Linked DNA regions of Mus musculus: region 1 is linked to region 2. The links are chromatin loops, found by intact Hi-C in ENCODE. Cell type or tissue: gastrocnemius. All regions are shown on one strand.

Region 1 (2,500 bases), 97 kb before region 2:
GGACAACCAGGGCTCTAAAACAAAACAAAACACCAAACCAACCAGACAAGAGTATCATAGAAAAAGACTTTTAAAACACAATTCTGTTCAGGAACATATCGCAGGGGCTTACTCTGTAAGCATCTCATTCTTTACCTTAAGTTCCTGCTGATCAGTTTCCCAGGTGTGTGCAGACAAGCCCTGGCTGTGTTTTGGGTGTCTGAAGGTTCCTAAGACTGCCCATGCATCTTCTCTTCTGAGCAAGGTTGTTTACTTTCAGGCACTTCCCAACTCACTTGCTGCCTGTCATGTATTAGGCAAGGGCTTTGCCACTAAGCCACACTCATGTCCCATCCCCAAACTTAGCTGCTAAGTTTTAACATGACAATTAGCAGAACCTATAGCGTTGCCCAACTTGAACATTGAAATGGACACATTTCTAGGAGAGAGAAAAAATGGCGCTAACTGATTCCCTGGTCTAATCCTTGTTAACCTTGCAAAAGGAAAAAAAAAAAAGTTACCTTCTTTATTTTGCTTATTTTGCATTTTCCGACTTCCAACCAAACTGAACTGTGGGGAAGCCAGGGCAATCAATGACTGACTTTTTCATATCTCAGCTCCTGGTCTGGTACCAAATAAGCGACCCTCTGAAAGCCCATGATTTCGTGGCTTTACAGGCTGACAGGTCTACAACCTAAGGCGTCAGATCTACTGACAATGGGAGAAAGCAAAGTAAAAACCGTTTCAGAATTATGGACGAGAACAGCTTATGTCTGAGAGGTCATCTTGAGAACTCTGTTACCAATAGCAGTCCCGACATCTGACATCGTTTAACATCCCCCCTATCTTTTTCCTTCTGAGACTTCCCATGTATATTCTCTTCTTATGTCCTGATCACTAAAATGGTCTGGAGTGGCTGAGGCTGTCAGGAGTTCTGGGTGGATGTGATGATGGTACTGTAGCTGTCAAATAAACCCATACATTTAAAGTTGTTCTCAAGTTGGGAAAGTGGGGACACGGGAGATTCCTTATGACCTTATAGGTTTCTGATTGACGAGTATTTTGGCTGGATTTTGGTAGTTATGACAGAATTTAGCAAAGTATACTTTCCCAATGTATATCATTTTGTTTTTATAGTTGAAAGGGATGAAGCGTTTTCTTTTAAAAAGATCAAGCAAATCCATAAAGAATAGTGAATACATTGCGGCATAGACAAGCACACTCAATAGACAAGAAGCTTTCCAACTAATCATAGCAATAAATAATTTTATTTCTTTATTTTAAAGACAATTTATTTGTTTTCATTTTGGTGTGTAAGTGTGTCATTACATGTATGTACATGCACTGTGTATCTGGTACCCTTGGAGGTCAGAAGGGGGCACCAGAGAGCCTGGAACTGGAGTTATAGAAGGTTGTGAGCTACCAAGTAGGTGCTGGAAACATAACTGTTATCATCTGCAAATGTAGCCAGCATCCTTAAATTATCATTTCTCTAGTTTTAGTTTTTTTCTTTGTTATTTAACAAAATGATACTATCCAAACAGCCCTTTGGTTATAAATGCAGAGTGTGCGGGCAGATGGAGAATCAATCCAACTGTATTTGTAAGAGAATTATAATTGTGTTTAAGATGATGATGATGACTTTAATGTTTTCAGACACACTCATGTAGCCCAGGCTGGCCTTGACTTTGCTATATATCCAACAATGACCTTGAACTCCTGATTTTCTTGCCTCTACACTTGTAGGCATGGACCACCATACCTGCCTCTTACATTTTTTTTTTTAATTTGAATAGTGAAGATGATTTTCTGAAAAAGATCTAAGTTGGCTTGGGTATCACAGACATCTTCCGAAATACGACGGCTTTGGTGATATTTATTGGATGCTTCTTATGGACAACACCCCTTGTAAATCCTCAACTCAGTATTCGCCAGGTACAGCATCACTTAGCTTAAAGAGGCAATCACGTTGACAATAGGAAGAATGCTGCTGTGTCCTCTAAGCTAATATTCATGGCTAAATACACGTGATAGCTCACATTCTTAACCCCAGATGAGCAAGTCAAAACTTGAGGAGGCTAGATAGTTTACTAACACCAGAGCCAGGATCTGCAGCCAAGCTCAACTCCAATGGCCTAGCTTCCTTTTCATCCCCTTCAACCAGAAGTTCCTTGCTTGGTCTCTCTGGGGGTGGGATGGTGATGTGGGGGAGAGATACCACCCATGACTACTCAGGAGGGAGAAAGATGGGCTCTGGCTTCAGCAGTGGCCAAGATGCCTTGTGGGTAGGCATCCTGGTCCTGGCTCACAAGGATTTAGAGACCTCAGTGTCGGTGGAAGCAAGAAGTGCTTTGAGCATCTCAGATGAAAGGCTCTGGGTGAGTATAAACTGTGGCTATTAGAGCCCAGTATGAAATTTTATATAGAGGTGAGTGCTTACTAATTATAAGACAGCTACTCATTTGTAAGTTTATTTTCAAGCTTAATCTCTTGTTGGCATTGTCCTACAAGGACTCGAAAA
Region 2 (2,500 bases):
TTTGAGGTGGCTTGGCTTCTGTCCTCTTTAGGCTGTTTTCAATTCTCATTGGTCAAGAACTGCCTATATTTTAAGAATTCAAAGAAAACGGCATAGATTGTGGACTTCCTAACATTTCAGAGGACAAAAGAAGCTTAGGAATCAGGTGGCCCTGCGACCAGCTTTCATTAGGCCTCCCTGGTGAAGCTTCACACAGGCTCAGTGACCAGTCTGTGATAGCACTTGCCCAGTCGGACCTTCAATAGGACTGTCCACATACAGCCACGGCTGTGGCTCAGTGTACATTCCTACCCAGGATGTACAAAGCCCTAGGCTCGATCCCCAGCACCACACACAGTCCTAGAATATATGTCTAAAAGGAACCCTTAGCCACCGCTGGTGGGGATGTAAGGAGGTACAGCTATTACGAAAATCAGTGTTGGCGGTTCCTTAACAAGTACAATGACCGTGCGAGCCAACTGCACTAGTCCAGAGTATGTGATCGAAGCATCCTGAGTCAGTGTCCAGAGCATGTACACTGTTTGCAGTAACTGCAATATGGAGCCAGCCTAGATGCCCCACAACAGACGAATGAGAAATGTGTAATGGGAATGTATTCAGTTGTAAAGAAGAGTTAAACCATGCTCACAGGAGAACAGTTGGAGATCATTATGTCCAGGAAAATCGGCTTGACTCTGACAAACAAATTTCATGGGTTTTTTTCTCATCTGCAGGACTTAGATTAGGGTACTTAAATATATAGGTCGGGAAATCAGAAGGGGGTATTACTGGGTTGGGGTGCGGAGGCAGAGAATAGTCTACAGCATGAATCTGTCAGGTGTGATGTGAACGTAAACTGTCCTCTCAGGAGTCAGTGAGTTCTTTACAGACTACCGTGGGGACAGGTATCCTTTAGAGTCTGTGTGGAAGACTCTAAACTGCCTCTGCGCGCACACACACACACACACACACACCTAGCTCGTGTGTGTGTGTGTGTGTGTGTGTGTGTGTACTTATACATTGAGGAAGTGATGATAGTTAAGATATAGGCTGTCTTAAAGCATCACAAAACTCAAATCTAGTGTAAAAATGATACTAAAATTCAAAGAAAAGTGAGATTAAAGCTGGATGTGGCACTTCAGATACGGAAGCTGCCTGTTTCATTGAGAACCCGGACAAACGTTTATTATAAAAGAGCCCTTGGGGGACCCTTGGGGTTTTCAGACAAAGATAAGAGGGTATTTCACACGAAGACAAGAGCATAAACAACAGATCCAGAGAGAGAGAGATGTGCCAAGAGGAGGAGGCATGACAGACAGTACAGGATTGGACCGGACCGTGGAGGCTCCAGATGGAGTGCCAACCAGTAAGGCACTCTGGGCCTGACTGTCAGGCTGAGAAGCTAGGACTTACCTTGGACAGCAATAGGGGAGCACTGCAAGGGGAGTACTGCAAGTGGTTGAGCAATACCATCAAGCTAAGCTAAGATGGATCCGTCTAGAGACAGAAGAATGGATCCTAGTAATAGACAGCAGAAACCAGGAGTTCAGTTCAGTGGCTAGTACTGAATTCCAGAGAGGAGGGCACGACTTGGCACATTGTGGTGATTGAGATGCCGGCAGACGGCGAGGGTGGCGTGGGCACCGAGGCTGAGAAGAAGGGGGCGTGCGGGGGGAGTAACTAGAAGAGTGCAGGCGGCAGAGATGAGGTGTGAAACTGAGAAAAGCCGGACTTATGGGGATGGGGGTGCGGGGTGGAGAGGCAGCCATTGAACTCGCGCATGGAGCCCGGCTGGAAGTCTTCAAAGAAGCAGAGGAGAGACAATGGTGGCTGAAGTTAGTACACAGTCCAAAGAATGAAAAAAATCTATAACCCCGCCCCTCACGGAGGTTTGGTGGTAAAACAGCAAGGTAATAGGTGTTCTTGGGGATATCGCCCCAGACCCTGCTCTCCTCCAACACTTAAAAGCTTCGTGCTGATAGTCACAAATCAACAGTTGTCTACATGGCTATAGCGGAAGACAGATTGGAAAAAAAATGCCACTTCCGGTTTCTACCCAGCCCTCTGCCTGAAGTCTCCAGACAAGAAGGAAGCCAGCATTTCTGTGTTGTGAAAATCTAGGACAGAAGCTACGGAGAAGCTTGGGACATTCCCGGTGGCACGGCTGGACCTTGTGGCTCATAGCCAATGGCAAAGCTTTAGTGGAAAAGCCGGGGTCAGGGTAGCCAGCTAGGGAAGAGACCGCACTGTGCTGTGCTGTCCCAGACTGTCGCTTCGCACAGTGTGCTTGACGCATGGGTGTTGACAATCCCAGTGTGATTCTAATTGTACTAGACAGTGTTTCATAACACCTCCTGTCAGCCGATAGTTTGTAAAAAAAAAAAAAAAAAAAAAAAAAAAAAAAAAAAAAAAAGCCATGATGTTTTAATAGTTGGCTGCTTCAAGAGCGTACTCGGCTTTTAAATCCAAGCTGAAGGAGGCTGAATGGGATCCCAGGTTATAATTACAGGGGTTGAGAAGT

The links. Peaks named below come from ENCODE experiments on the same cell type or tissue, not always from the same donor. Only the 100,000 strongest peaks of a DNase experiment are listed, where the experiment ranks them.
Region 1: it touches region 2 in a loop (2.0-fold over the local background); 3 of 42 quality-filtered maps call a loop at or near these places.

What each region holds. Positions count from the first base shown.
Region 1 is chr13:111,958,875-111,961,374 of GRCm38, forward strand. No RefSeq gene overlaps it. Among named protein-coding and RNA genes, the nearest start is that of Gm15322, 35 kb to the right of the region's middle. In gastrocnemius, a CTCF peak has its summit at 1,335 (motif pointing right); no DNase peak of the experiment used is centred here.
Region 2 is chr13:112,056,251-112,058,750 of GRCm38, forward strand. No RefSeq gene overlaps it. Among named protein-coding and RNA genes, the nearest start is that of Gm41061, 16 kb to the left of the region's middle. In gastrocnemius, no CTCF peak of the experiment used is centred here; DNase peaks (open chromatin) are centred at 1,369, 1,680 and 2,173.